Linked DNA regions of Homo sapiens: region 2 is linked to region 1. The links are chromatin loops, found by intact Hi-C in ENCODE. Cell type or tissue: OCI-LY7. All regions are shown on one strand.

Evidence for each region. Hi-C counts contacts between places; a loop is a spot of excess contacts. Peaks named below come from ENCODE experiments on the same cell type or tissue, not always from the same donor. Only the 100,000 strongest peaks of a DNase experiment are listed, where the experiment ranks them.
Region 2: it touches region 1 in a loop (2.1-fold over the local background); 5 of 110 quality-filtered maps call a loop at or near these places.

The regions. Positions count from the first base shown.
Region 1 is chr18:13,200,020-13,208,019 of GRCh38, forward strand. LOC124904255 (a long non-coding RNA gene) reads right to left here. Exons shown (of 2, transcript XR_007066300.1): 2 at 3,752-5,350. Among named protein-coding and RNA genes, the nearest start is that of LDLRAD4, 15 kb to the right of the region's middle. In OCI-LY7, no CTCF peak of the experiment used is centred here; no DNase peak of the experiment used is centred here.
Region 2 is chr18:13,331,116-13,339,115 of GRCh38, forward strand. All of the region lies in intron 2 of LDLRAD4 (low density lipoprotein receptor class A domain containing 4), which reads left to right. Among named protein-coding and RNA genes, the nearest start is that of LDLRAD4-AS1, 92 kb to the right of the region's middle. In OCI-LY7, no CTCF peak of the experiment used is centred here; no DNase peak of the experiment used is centred here.

The DNA.
Region 1 (8,000 bases):
TCATAGCTCATTGCAGCCTTGAACTCCTGTGATACTCAAGTGATACTCCCACCTCAGATTCCAGATTAGCTGGGACTATAGGTGTGCACCACTGTGCCCAGCTGATATTTTCATTTTTGTAGGGACAGGATCACACTATGTTGTCCAGGATGATCTTCAATTCCTGACCTCCTCCCACCTCAGCCACCCAACATGTTGAGATTACAAGTGTGAGCCATTGTGCCAGGCTTCTTTTAGTTTTTTAAAAGACAATTTCTGTTGCCTGCTTTTTTTTTGGTCTCTGAGTCATGCTTTCCTTTTCCTTGCATGCTTCCTAACTTTTTGTTAAAATTGGATGTTTTAGAGTTTTGTTAAAATTGTACATTTTAGATAAAATACTGCAGCAACTCTGGATACTGGTCATCTCTCTCTGGGGCTTGTTGTTGTTATTTGCTGGTTTTTTTTTTTAGTGAGTAGCTGGATTACTTCATTACTTCAGTGATGTCAATTTCTCCAAAAAGTGTCAAACCTCTCACATTGCTTCTCAGGAGGCACAGGTTTGGGTGTACTTGGACACTCTTCTTCATCTTTTATGTCCTGCCCTCAAGTCTGTTCTTTACTTAGCATCCAGAGTAATTCTTTTTTTTTTTTTTTTTTTACAGAATCTCACTCTATCGCCCAGGCTGGAGTGCAGTAGTGCAATCTTGGCTCACTGCAGCCTCTTCCTCCCAGGTTCAAGTGATTCTCCTGCCTCAGCCTCTGAAGTAGCTGGGACCACAGGCAAAAGCCACCATGCCTGGCTAATTTTTGTATTTTTAGTGGAGATGACACCTACTGCTTCTTTAAATTCATCTCATCAGGCATTGCATGAGGATGAATCACCTCCATACATCCTGCACGTCCACCCCACTGCCCAGCTACTTGTTGCATACTTCGGAGGTATCAGTATGCTATTATTGCTGTAACAAGCTACCACAAACTTGATGGCTTAAAACAACACACATTTATTGTCTTACATTTTGGAGGTCAAAAGTCCAAGATAAGTGAGCACGGCTGAGTTCCTTCCGGTTGTTATAGGGGAGAATCTACCTTCTTTCCTTTTCCAGCTGCTAAAAGCTTCCTGTATTCCTTGGCTCATAGCCCCTTCCTCCATTTTCAAAGCCAGCAATGCAGCATCTTCAAATTCCTCTCTGTCTTTCCCTCTCCCCATTTTGCCTCTCTTTCCAACATCACATCTCCTGTGACTCTGACCCTCTTGCTTCCCTCCTATAAGGACTCTTGTGATTACATTGTGCCCACCCAAATAATCCAGCATAACCCCCTCACCCCCAAATCCTTAATTTAATCGCACCTGCAGGGTCCCTTTCCCCATCTAAAATAGCATATTAGCAAGTTGCAGGGATTACCACATGGACATCTTTGGGGGCCATTACTCAGCCAACCACACCAAGCATGCACATATCCTATAACCCAGCAGTTCCACTTTGGGCTGTCTGCCTTAGAGAGACTGCCGTATTTACACAAGAAGATGTGCACAAGGATGTTTACTACAGCACTCTGTATAATGGTGAAATATTGGAAATAACTTCTTTTACAGCACAGTACGTGATTAAAAAAGCAATTCTGAAGCCAAACTTTTTTGATTCAAATTCCAGCTCAGCCATTTACCAGCTGTGTGACCTGAAGCAAGGTATTTAACTTCTCTGTAGCTGGTTTTCTCATCTCTAAAAGGGTTATCATAATAGATCATATATCACAGGCTCATTTTGTGGACTTTACTTAATGCAGATAAAGTGCTTAGATAGTACCTGGCATACTGCAAATGCTATATGAGTGTTTGATGTTGCTGTTATTACAGTAGGAGAATGTCTAAAAAGTGAGATTGGTTCATTTAATGCCACTCTCTTCAACAGCTAAAATAAGTCATCCCTCATATGAGATATATATATAGAGTTTATTTCATTTTATGAGATGGAGTTTTGCTCTTGTCACCCAGGCTGGAATGCAGAGGTGCAACCTCAGCTCACTGCAACCTCTGCCTCCCAGGTTCAAGTGATTCTCCTGTCTCAGCCTCCCGATTAGCTGGGATTACAGGAGCATACCACCACACCTAGCTAATTTTTGTATTTTTAGTAGAGACAGGGTTTCACCATGTTGGCTAGGCTGGTCTCAAACTCCTGACCTCAGGTGATCTGCTCACCTCAGCCTCCCAAAGTACTGGGATTACAGGCATGAGCCACTGCGCCCGGCCTCAAATATATTATATTGAGTGAATAAAGCAAGATGCGAAAGATACACACTGTATAATATCATTTAAGTAATTTTGAGGACACAAAGCAATCATGTAGATTGTTTATAGATGTAATAATATGTAATAAAAGCACAAAATGGGTATAATGCACACAAATTTCACAGTAATGTTGACCTGGGAGGAAAGGGAGAGAAAGAAGGACTTAAGCTACAGCTGTACTTTTCCTTATTAGTTCCCTCATTCCTTTTTTTTTAAACAAAAAGATGTGAAGCAAATAAAGTGAAATATCAGTTTCTGATTTATCTTGCTGAGGATATAGATGTCATAGTATTCTTTTACTTGCACGTTTGAACTGCTTCATAATTGAACATTAAAAATTCAAGAAGAAGCTTAAACTTGGAAGTTTTTTGTGTTGGTCTTTGCTGTCCAGCATACTGGTGGCTGCACTGTGCAGTGATCAGGGCTCTGTCACCTTTCAACTGATGCCAGGTGGGTGGAGCTCCTTTCCCCAAGGCCACTCATCAGTGCCCAAGGAGACTGCGCCTCCCTCCTGCCGGGCATGGGTGGTGACGCGCAATGCTCTGCCAGTGGTGAGGCTGGTGCTCTGCGGCAGCCTCCTGACCAGTCTGGCTGCTTCCACACCATCCCCCTCCTCCCAAAATGATGCTTTTAGAAAGGACGTTGAGTGTTCACACGCCCAGTGACTTCCCATCTCCTTTGGAATCCAGTCTCAAGTTCTCATCATCATCTTCAAACCCTGCAGGACCCGGGGCCCATCAGCCTCTCCTTGCTCATTTCCTACTTTCCTCTGGATCACTGCGTGCCTGGCACCAGCGAGCCTCCTCCCTGCTACTTGAGCAAGCCCAGCGTGCACCTGTCTCGTGGCCTTTGATGGCCAGAATTCTTGTCCCCATATCTTGGAAGTTCTCCTCCTCCCCATGCAAGTCTCTGCTTCCAATTCACCTCCTCCAAGATGCCTCCCTGACTTCCTACCTACAGTAGATGGCCCTGCACTCTCTGTCCCAGCGTCTACTTTCATTTCTTCCAGGGATACCAGCACTTTTAATATTACCTGTCTGCCTTACTGGGATGCAGGCTCCATGAGATCAGAGACTCTGCCTGTTTGGTTCACCATCAAATCCCCTGAAAGAGTACCTGGTACAAAGTTGCACTCGATACATATTTGCTGAAGAGCTGATTGAGAGCAGGGCAGAAGGCCCCACGGTCAGGTGCTTTGTCTTCCCACCTTAGTACTGCTTCATTTGGTGCCCTGATCTAGAGCCTCTGGGAAGCTGCATCTCTGGAAGATGACCCTTGGTCTCCAGAGAGAGAGAGAGAACGTGGTGGGGGGGAGGTCTCTTGGCTGCTCACGGGGAAGGGGCCCAGTGGCCACATCACTCTCTGAGTAGCTCCTGCCCCATCTCACATCTCCTCATTCCAGCTGCCTCTCAGGGGTTTGCAGGGAGGGTCAACTCACACCATGATCTAAATATTATCCACCTCCATGGTGCTTTTCTTTTCTTTTTCTTTTTTAGAGATGGAGTCGCACTCTGTCACCCAGGCTGGAGTGCAGTGGCACGACCTCGGCTCACTGCAACGTCCACCTCCCAGGCTCAAGCAATTCTCCTGCCTCAGCCTCCCGAGTAGCTGGGATTATAGGCACCTGCCACCTGCCACCATGCCCAGCTAATTTTTTTTTTTTTTTTGTATTTTTAGTAGAGATGGGGTTTTGCCATGTTGGCCAGGCTGGTTTCGAACTCCTGACCTCAAGCAGTCCTCCTGCCTTGGCCTCCCAAAGTGCTGGGATTACTGGCGTGAGCCACCATGCCCGGCCCGGGATGCTTTTCTAAGTCAACTGCGTGCTCTTTCCACTCTCCAAAAATCGTCTGGAATCTTATGTCTGCCGTTGGTCTCTTCTCCCTTCGACAAGTGGGTTTGTATCTTTTCAATTATTATTTTAGCAGTTTTTTTGAAGGGAGAGCAACAAACACACACAGCTCATCTAGTAGGCTTAACTGGGAGTTCTTGATCCACAAACTATCTTTTTAAAGAATATGTATTTTTAAGCTTGTGACAGGTTAAATGTGATAACTGAAGCAACAAATATGGCATTATAAATGATGAGTTCAACATCATAATAAAATAACTATTACTAACATTGACATTCGAGACGGCCAGGATGGCAGTCTGTTCAGTCCTGTATCTGCAATGCTTGGGCAAACCTCTTTGACATGGGACCACTCTTAATTTCTGGTTGTGTCTGCTAATAGGATACTGACTTAGTCTCCCATCAGTCCATTTTATGAGATGAGTTGATAAGAAATTAGTAGTTTTATTTTAATGAATATATTTTATTTTGAGACAAATTGAACAGAATGTGCAGAGGATTCTCATGTCCCCTCACCAAGTCCCTATGTCCTGCACTGTAAACCTCTTGCATTACTGTGATATGCTGATGTTGCAACTGATGAGCCAAGAGTGATACTTTATTGCCAACTAAGGACCAGGGGCGAGCCTGGGTGGTGGCAATCCCAGCACTTTTGAAGGTTGAGGCAGGAGGATGGCTTGAGGCCAGGAGTTTGAGACTATCCTGGGCAACATAGTGAGATCCTGCCTCTATAGTAATTTTTTAAAAATTGGCCAGATGTGGTCGTGTGCACCAATAGTTTCAGCTACTCGGGAGGCTGAGGCAGAGGATCACTTGAGCCCAGGAGTTGGAGGTTCAGTCTTGGTGTTGTACATTCTACGGGTTTGGATGATTGTATAATACTGTGTATCCACCATTATAGTATCAGACAGAGTAGTTTCACTGTCTGAAGAATCCTCTATGTTCTATCTATTCATCCCTCCCCAACATCCAACCCTTGGCAACCCCTGATCTTTTTATTGTCTCCGTAGTTTTGCCTTTTCCAGGGTGTCATAGAGTTGGACTCATACAGGGTGTAGCCTTTTCAGATTGTCTTCCTTAACTTAAATAATGTGCATTTAAATTTCCTCCATATCTTTTCATGGCTTGATAGCTCATTTCTTTTTAGTGCTGAATCATATTCCAATATTGGGATGCACCACAGTTTATTTATCCATTCACCTACTGAAGACATCTGGGTTGCTTCCAAGTTTCTGCAATTATGAAAAAAGCTGCTATAAGCATCCACATGCTCCGGGCAAACGCCATGGAGCATGAGTGCTGGGTCACATGGTAAGAGCAATTGTTCATGAGGGTTCACTTAGCTAATATTTTCTACACTTATGCTTCCCCTAGTGTTTGGATCGCTTCATCTCTACATTGCCAATGTCTTAAAAAATACATTTTGTCTTAAAATGAACAAAGGACATGAACACTGATTTTTTCAGCTTACTCTAGTGATATCTTTGTTTCTGCATATCATTTGAGATTGTTCCCTTGGGTTTAGCTGAGACTGACTCCTTTCTCGTAGGGTTACTGGGACCTCTTCAAGGCTTCATGTGCTCCACTGGACTGTGATGGGCACTTTATTTTTGATATGCAAAACATCACTTTGGCTAGTGGGGGTTCTTTGTTTTATTTAGCAAGATCTCACATATTTTGAAAAACATTCTCTGGCAACCACAAGATGTGCTGCGCCCATCTTGATTTTCGCCGTTTTCACCATGGAAGCAGCGACTTTCCAAGGATTTCTGGCCACTGTTTGTGGAGAGGAGCATTAGAGGCTGAAATCCAGGGCTCTCTCTCTGAAGGCCTTGGGCTTCCCTCTGAGTCCAGGCTACACACATGTAATGAGGGAAGCAGGGGCTGTCCATGCTCCGGTGACAGAATCGGAAACCCTTTTAAAGTGTGTGAACTCACACCGATGTTCTCATTCAACTCCAACTTTACTAAGCCGCTCTTTATTTTGTTCTAATACTAAAATATGTTTTAAAATTGTAAATTTTATCCATTTTGAACACAAAGATTTTTTTTTAAATAAAATTACCCCCTCCAAATAAATAAATTTAGAGATGCTTCGTGTCAGTTAAGTACCTTCGATCACCTTCTCAGAAGATGCCTTTTTCCAAGCCAACAGCCATTTCCAAGACCTTGAGACCTTCAAAGTCAATTTTTAAAGCTCAATTAATTACAATACATTTGCACAGATCACACAGCCTGAAGCCACAGCTCATTGGCAGAGGGTATTCTCTTCTGTGAAGCAGAGGGCTTAACTCACACATACTGAGTTACTCACAGTCAGCAGTGATAATATTCAATCAGAGCGGCCATTAAGATGAAATTTTCCTGTAATTGGCCTCTCTTTTGTGGTCTATGGGAAGGATTTAATCTCTGGGCCTGTGACGCTTTTCTTAGCCTCTCTCCTCCTCCGCCCTCCTAATTGAGGAGGACTCTCTCGGGGATTTTCTGCTGTAGGCAAGTCCCCAGTTGCTGGAAAACCCTGGCTTCATGGCATGCGGGGACTGATGTGTCGTCCATACCTGTGATGTTTTATATGTTTGTTTAATTTTTATGTAGGTCATGTGTCTACTCATGCCTGTGAACCAATGATTTACTCTGATTTTTAATGTCTTTATACATTGACTACAACAAATCCTCAGGAAACATCTTTCTAGAAGCTCCTGGAATTCCTGGGCAGCTGGACATCAATACCCCGGACACCTACAGGGCCTTTTTCTCCTTGCTTTTATATAATTTTCCAAATAGCATCATGCTACCCCTACTATCAAAGTGTAGTGGACATAGGACGGTTTTGAAATGGTTTGCATCAGAGAAGTCCTGCCCCCAGATTTAAAAAAAAAGACCTTTCTTTTATTAAAGGACACAGCTGTATTTCAGGGCCAGCCAGTTGCCAGAAGGCACACTGGCTTCAGCTTCTTAAAGCTTCCCTGTCCCTTGAGTAAAGCAGTCTACTGAACCCAGGAGACTGTGCAAGGTGAGGCCAAAGACACATGCAGAAGACCCAGACTTGGCCCTAATCCATTAGCCCACTTGTGTTTTTGCTTTGGTGTTGGGATCTCAGGGGAATGTGGGATTGACCCAGACCAGTGTTCTCCCAGGACCTTTCTGCCAGCCTTCTTGGGAAAGACACACTTTTTCATTGGGGCCACTAGACAGGATGGGAGACTGGAGCACCTGGGGCCACTGCTGCCCTATGGAGAGGCCCTAGCTGAGAATCAGACTCAACTGAGGCAGCAGAGCGGGAATGGAGAGAGAGACAGACAAAGCCACAAAAACCTTCATTCGAAACGGGCTTCAGACCTGCCTAAAGCCACATCCACCCCTTGAACTTCACAGATAAAGTGAGCCAAGATACTCCCTTTCCAGTGTCGATCTGAGTTGTGTCTCACCACTTGCATTTCAAAGAATCTTGTTGAAACAGAACTTCGGGGTTTTAGATATGAAGTTGTAGGCAATTTGCGATAGGTGGCTAAAATGAACTCTTGCAATATTAGTTTGTACTGCCCCATCTGCCCTGGCAGGGAGGTGACCAACCTGGTCTAACTAGAAAAAAACCACATGTGGCATTGTACTTACTGTTGGCCACCACCCTCCAGGGTCAACTGGAAGTGTCCAGAGGAATGACAGAGGACTCAAGAATACAGCACATGAAAAATGGTTGGAAGTACCACGGCTGTCTGCTTGGAGAAGGAAAGCGTGGGAGAGAGCTGCTTCAAATAGTGATCTTCTGCAGAGGACGCTGGCAGCTCTGCATGCACAGGACAGCTGAACCTGGGCTGCAGGAGGCCACCTGCTGAACCCAGGTCTCAGCTCAGTGCGGGAATAAACTCCTGTAACTCAGCA
Region 2 (8,000 bases), 130 kb after region 1:
AACCCAAGAAGGGGGATGTGGGAATCCCGATTTATAGCTTGTCAGCCAGAAGGACAGGTCACAAGTTGAGGGTAGTCTTGGGGACTGAGCCAACAACCTGTGTGATCTGATGCTGTCTCCAGGTAGGGAGTGTCAGAACTGAGTTGAATTGGAGGACAGTTCACCCAGGGGGTGTCCATGCAGAACTACTTGCTTGGTTGGTGTGTGGGGAAGCCCCCTCCCCACATTTGCTCTCAGAAGACTTCTGTGTTGATTGTTGTGTTGTGAGAGCAGAGGAAAAGTTTGAGTATTTTTCCACACCATGATGTTAAAAGAAAAAGAAAGAAAAAGAAAAAAGAGAAAATAAGCCCTCCAGTTTCTTTCTGTAACTGTTATCTGACCACATTAATTAGTACCTCCAGTGCAGCGTTAAAATACGGTGGTGATGGAAGTATTCATGTTTTCTTCCGAGTTTTGCATCTGGTGTTTATTAAACATGATCAGTGTAACTAATTTTGATAATAAATTTCTAATGTTGAACTATGTTTTCATTTCCTAAATAAACTGCACTTGATTATGTTTTGCCCTTAATGTTGGATTAATCTTGCAATGCTTTATGATTTTTCTACTGACTATAACCATGAACAGTATACTTTTTGTTTGCTCTGTTAGGCTTTAATATCAGTGTCATTTGTACTTCTTGTAACAACTTGGAGGTTTCTCTGTTTCTCTTTTCTAGAGAAGTATAAGTATCTTCGGAATTTTCTTTTATTAAAATAATTTTTATTTAGAGCCAAGATCTTGCTCTCTTGCCCAGACTGGTCTTGAACTCCTGGGCTCAAGTGATCTTCCTGCCTCAGCCTCCCAAGTAGCTGGGACTTCAGGTGTGTGCCATGGCACCTGCCAGATGGCTTTAGAATTGTAAGTGGTAGTTGACTTCTCCAGAGAAACTGTCTTAGCGCTCTTTGCAGGGGGTGGGTAGCCTTTGATAATCTTCTCTATTTCTTCCTGTGGAATTGAGTTCAAATAGCTTGGTACAACAAGTTTTGGTAAATTATACGTTCTTAGAAACTTCATTTTATTCAGAATTTAAAATTTATTTGTAGCAAGGTGAGCAAAACACAAAACATTCTTTTTTGGGTTGAATTTTTTAAAAGTATTTTTTAGAGCAGTTTTAAGTTCACAGCCAAACTGAGCAGACACTACAAAAATTTTCTCATATACCTCTCACCTTTGCATAACCAGCCTCCTCCGCCATCAACATCCCACACCACAGTGGTACATTTGTTACAATTAATGAGCCCATACTGAAACATCATCACTGAAAGTTCATAGTTTATGGTGGAGTTCACTCTTGGTGTTGTACATTCTGTGAGTTTGGACAAATGTTTAATGATGTGTTCACCATCAGAGTATCATATACAGTAGCTTACTGCCCTAAAAATCCTCTGTGCCTCACCTGTTCATCTCTCCCTCCCCTCAACCTGTGGCAACCACTGATTCTCACTGTCTCCATAGTTTTGCCTTTTCCAGAATGTCATATGGTTGGAATCATAGAGTACGTAGCCTTTCAGAGTAGCTTCTTCATTTAGTAATATGCGTTTCATGTTCTCCTATGCCTTTTTGTGGCTTGATAGCTCATTTTTTTTGTTTTTTTTTTTTGGTGGTGAATAACATTTCATTATCTGGATGTACCATGGTTTGTTTATCCACTCTTCTACTGAAAGACATGGTAGTTACTTCCAGGTTTTGGCAAATATGAATAAAGCTGCTATAAGTGTCCGTAAGTAGGTTTTTGCATGGTTGTAAGTTTTTAACTTTTTTTTAGTAAATACCAACGAGCGCAATTGCTGGATCATATGCTAAGAGTATGTTTAGTTTTTTTAAGAATCTGTCAAACTGTCTTCTGAAGTGATGGTACCATGTTGCATTCCCACCATCAATAAATGAGAGTTCTGTTGCCCTACATCCTTGCCAGCTTTTGGTATTGTCAGTGTTCTGGATTTCGGCCATTCTAATAGGTGCGTAGTGGTATTTCATTGTGTTTTTAATTTTCATTTTCCTGATGACCTGTAATGTGAAGCATCTTTTCATATGCTTATTGGCCATCTCTATATCTTTGAGAGACTATCTGTTAAAGTCTTTGTCCTATTTTTAAATTGGGTTGTTTGTTTTCTTATTTTTGAGTTTTAAGAATTCTTTGTATGTTTTGGATAACAGTCTTTTAACAGATGTGTCTTTTGAAAATATTTTTTCCCAGTATGTGGCTTGTGTTCTCATTCTCTTGGCATTGTCTTTCACATAGCAGAAGTCTTTAATTTTAATGAAGTCTAGGTTATCAATTATTTCTTTTATGGATCATGCCTTTAGTGTTGAATCTAAGAAATTGTTGCCATTCCGCAGATCATCTCCTATGTTATTTTCTGGGAGTTTTATAGTTTGTGTTTTACATTGAGTTCTATGATCTGTTTAGAGTTAATTTTTGTGAAGGGTGTAAGGTATGTGTCTAGGTTTATTTATTTTTGCATGAGCATACCTAGTAGTTCCAGCACGATTTGTTGAAAATACTGTCTGCTCCATTTTATTGCCTTTGCTCCTTTGTCAAAGATCAATTGACTATTTTTATATCAGTCTCTTTCTGGAATTTCTATTATGTTCTCTTGTTCTATTTGTCTATTTTTCATCAATACCACACTGTCTCCATTACTGTAGATTTATAATAAGTCTTAAAGTCAGGTAGTGCTAGCACATTGAATTTGTTCTTCTTCAATATTGTGTTGGCTACTGTGAGTGTTTTGCCCCTCCTTGTAAATTTTAGAATCAGTTTGTTGATTCCCACAAAATAACTTGCTGGGATTTTGATTGCAATTGCATTGAATCTATTGATGAAGCTGGGAAGAACTGACATGTTGACAATATTGAGTATTCCTATCCATGGACATGGACCATCTGTCCATTTATGTAGTTCCTCTTTTATTTCTTTCATCAGAGTTTTATAGTTTTCTCCATATAGATGTTGTATATATTTTGTTAGATTTATGTTTAAGTATTTTCTTTTGGGAGTGATAATTTGAATGGTATTATATTTTAAATTTCATATTTCATTTGTTCTTCGCTGGTCTATAGGAAAGCAATTACCTTTTTTATTTCTTTTTTTTTTGAGATGAAATTTCACACTTGTTGCCCAGGCTGGAGTGCAATGGTGCAATCTTGGCTCACCACAACCTCCACCTCCTGGGTTCAAGAGATTTTCCTGCCTTAGCCTCCCGAGTAGCTGGGACTACAGGCATGTGCCAGCACGCCTGGCTAATTTTTTGTATTTTTAGTAGAGACAGGGTTTCACTGTGTTAGCCAGGATGAGCTTGATCTGACCTCATGATCTGCCTGCCTTGGCCTCCCAAAATGCTAGGATTACAGGCATGAGCCACTGCACCCGGCCTCAATTAACCTTTATATATTAACTTTGTATCCTAGAATCTTGCTATAGTTGCTTATTAGTTTCAGAATTTTATTGATTCTTCTGGATTTTCTTGGTATCTGTACACAAAGACAGTTTTATTTCTTCTTTCCCAATCAGTGTGCCTTTTATTTCCTTTCCTTTTCTTGTCTTATTGCACTTGCTAGGGCTTATAGTACAATCTTGAAAACTAGTGGTGAGAAGGATGTCCTTGCCTTGTTTCTGATCTTAGCAGGAAAGTTTCTAGTTTCTCATCATTAAGTATGATATTAGCTGGTTTTTTGTAGATGTTGTTTATCAAGTTGAGGAAGTTCCCCTCAACGATTTCTTTTCTGAGAATGGGTTGAATTTTATGTCATAGCTTTATCTGAAAAGTTTTTAATTGATAAACTTAGCTCATTTACATTATTGATATGACAATTATGTTTTATCTAAGTTATGTCACATTTTATATTTTCTGTCTTATAGTTTTCAAGTCTTTTTCATTATGTGACTTATTATGCTTTCATGTTTTGTCTGAGTTCTGTCATGTTTTCTGTTTTTATAGTTTTTAAAGTGGTTTCTTATTGGGCCTATTTTAAGTTGGTAAGTTGATGTTTTTGATATTTGTATTTTTCCTAATAGTAACCTTTTTGATTATAACTTTAGGGAATGTCTTCACTCCTCTGGTTCGTTAGAGGGAAGCTTCTACCATGAGCATTGGTGTCGAGCACATGTTCTCTTCCTTCCTATCCCCTCACTACACGCCCTTACTTGTTATTAGTCAGTTTATTAGTATTTACTGTCATACTGTTAGATATCTTCATATGTATATTACTTTTTTCATCACATTTGAATGATACCTGTTGATTCTCAGCCACTAGGGATAAGGCAGTCAGTGACATTACCCTGTCTCCCACCATCTTTTACTACTCTCCCCCAACACTACAATTTTTGCTGGTTGTATGATTTTTACATTGTCACTAGTTATTACATTTAGATTTGGTTGACCACTTTAATCATCACATTTGTTTTAATCTTAGTTCTATAGTTAAATGAATTCAATTGCCAGTTCTTTTGCTTTTATTTTCCTGATTGTCTCTTGGATTCATTGGGTCAGGAATTCCGGAATGCCTGTGTGTTCAAAACTGTTAGTCAGTGGTCTTTTTGCTTGAAGGAATGCCTGGCTGGGTATAAATTCTTGGCTTATACTTTATTTGCTTAAGTATTTTAAGTATCTTGAAGCAGTAACATATGGATTTGTGGCATAGAGTATTACTGTGAAGAAATACGTGGCTAGTTTAATGCATTTCCTTCTTATAGATGACTTGATTTCTTTTTCTTTTTGCCTAATTACTTAGTCTGTGTAGTGTTACTATAAAGTACTACCTGAGGCTGGGTAATTTACAAAGAGGTTTATTTGGCTTACAGTTCTACAGGCTGTACAAGAAGCATGGTGTCAGCATCTGCTTCTGGTGAGGGCCCCAGAAAGCTTCCACTCATGGCTGAAAAGCATAGTGGAGCTGGCGTGTGCGGAGATCACACGGTGAGAGAGGAAGCAAGAGAGTGCAGGGAGGTGCCTGACTCTTTTAACAGCCGGCTCCCAGGCAGCTAACAGAGTGAGAACTCACTCACTAGGGAGGGCATTAATCTATTCATGAGATTCCAACCCGAATCAAATGTCAGCATGAGGCTCGGAGGGGTTAAATATCCAAACCATAAACATAGCCCAGAGAGTTGTTCTTTATCTTTAAAGTCAGATTTATTAAGTCCAATTTTACTAGAATATTCCTGGTTGTTGACTGTTCTGGGTCCATTTTGGAATGGCCTGGGTGCCTTTTCAGGATGTAGATTTAAATCTCCTTGTATTTAGGACATTTTTCTTGAATAATACCTTTAAATATTTGTTTCATTCTATTGCTTGTTTTTATTTTGTAGGAATTCTTTTTATGCATCTGTTGACTCTCATTTGTCATTCATCCAAACCTATCATTTTCCCCCATCCTTTTTCCTTTTCTTTTACCTAAGTTTCAATTTCTAGGCTTTTCTAATCCATTCCTCTACCCCTTTCTTTGGATTCTGCAATACCTATTCTGTCTTATGCTCATTTGAAATTCATCTTCATTTCTGTGACTTTTTTCCCCTAAGTATTTCTTTTCTGATCTCTTCTAGTTCATATTCTACCTTTTCTTTTTTTCTCACTATTTTTTCCTTGAGTTCTTATATTTGTGCTCTGTGGTGCATCCCTCCCTCTCTTCTGTCTTCCTCCCCCTCTCTCTCTTTCAAGGCGATTGCCTCATTAAGTTTTAAACAATGACAAAATTTTGGTCACAGCTTTCATCTACTCACTAGCAACATTCTAGGGAGTATTCGTCTATTAGTAAGTTTTATGGCTTTCTTTCACTTTTTTTATAGAATAACTTTTTATTGCTTTTCCAATTCCCTTTTTATTACTCATCATTGAGTGAGCTGGGTTTTCCAAGACCAGCTTTATTCAAGAGATACTGTGATATGGAGAAGCTTCCAGGATGGCTTTCCAGGCTTTACAACCCAGAGCCTCTCTCCATCTCTGATGCACTAGAGAGAGGGCTGTTTTCCTACAAATGTAATCCATCTCTGAGATTTTTTAAATGGTCTTGCCTCTGATTCTTCGAAATGATATAAGTCCTGGAGGGCTTCAGTCCCATTCGCGCACTCATACTTGCAATCATGGACTACAGCCGTGTCTTTCAGGGTGTGTTCTTCACCTTCAAGCATGCTTTTGCTGATGGTGCTTGGGATCTTTCATTTCTCTGTGCTCTTTGCAGTTTCTGCCCAATCTCAGCTGCCTCTGGCAGACCTTACAGGTACTTGGAATTCTGGAGATTATACCTGTCTCCTAGTTCCATGGAAAATGGAGTTCAAAAATTCCACGAAACTTTTTTCATTGTCTTTTTGCTTTTGTTTGATATCGAGAGGAAAGGAAAAAGTTCTGTTTGTCCATTTTGTTACAGATAAGGAAAGTGGTTTCACAAAGGTTAAGCAACTTGATCAGTGTTACCCAGCAAAGAGCAGAATGATTTTCAACATTCAGTTTAAAAGTCGGCGGGGGGCAGTGGCTCACACCTGTAATATCAGCAACTTGGGAGGCCAAGGTGGTACGGTCGCTTGAAGCCAAGGAGTTCAAGACCAGCCTGGTCAACATAGCAAAACCTTGTCTTTACAAAAAGTAAAAAAAAAAAAAAAAGAGTTAGCCAAGTGTGGTGGACCTGAGGCAAGAGTTTGAGGCTGCAGTTAGCTACGATTGTGCCACTGCTCTCCAGTCTGGGTGACAGCACGAGGCCATCTCTAAAAAAAAGAAAAGCTCATGCTCTTTCACTATACCATGGTTTCTTCAGTGTTGGAGATACAGTCACAGTGGAAAGCAGTTATGGAGTCAAAGCAACTTTAGTCTTACTGGGTATTTGTTATAGAGGTAGATGTATTTGAGTAGCAAGTTATGGTTACAGAAAATTTTTGTGCCTTCAGTTAAGAACTTTATGGTCACCTACAGCTTCAAGTTACCCCTTTTCCCTTCTCTTTCCCTTCTCCTTACTGCTGTGACCCCGAAGGGAGAAATGTATATAGGTAGACACGCTCTCTATTCTCATCTGCTGCCTTGCTCACAACTTCTCTGAATGCAACTCGTGCTTCATATCATCCACCATGTTTCCTTTCTATTCTCCCTTGATTTTTCTTTTTCAGAATTGCACCCATTGCTATATGTTCTCCCCTGTTTTGTTTAAGGGGTCCTCCAGTAGCACTGTTCTCTGGAGGTCAGGGATGAGTGGGTAAAATCAGGTATCTTTTCTATCCAGGTTCCCAAGTTGCTAGTGGCTGAGCTTCCTGAAACAGAGAGATCCGAAAACAGTTCCTGCTGTTGTTGACTCTTGACAGAGGATCCTCAGCTCTGACCACTGCTGTGCCCTTCTTCAGTGTAGCGTTGGTGGATTTGTTTGTGAATGTTTCTGAGAGTGTAAAGGTTACTATCACACATATGTTTACTCTGTAAAGATAAGGTTCTGGTGAAAATAGAATTGAACTGTGCCCCATCCTCTGTCTTTGCATTTCTGTGAAGAACACAGTTCAGTTTCTAAAAATCACTGGTGGTGGCCCTCTGTATGAAAAAATAAGGCTTACTTCTTGACACTTAAGGTCATTGGAGGATCATACTTAATTGTTTGAACATATGAGTCCTGTTTACACATTCTGGCTCGTGTGTTTTTTTGTTTGTGTTTAGCTGGGTAGATTTGTGAGAGACTCAGGGTGCAGAAGAGAGGGAGAAGATGATGCTGTTTTAAAATGATGCTTTCCACTGGTTGTTTCCTCTAAAGAAGACAACGGTGAGTCCAGGGGAGCTGTTATTTTTTTGCTTAGGGTTGGAAGGAGGGAAAAGACAACTTCTTTTTAAAAATTTATAAAATGTTATGTATTTTTGTTTATGCTTAATTTATATCTGTGACATGGAATTTGAGCAAAGTGGCCACATATTTTTGTAGGGAAAAAGGAGGCATCTGATAGTTTTATTTTCCACATTTTAGGGACTACTTTCCATTGCAGCTTGAGG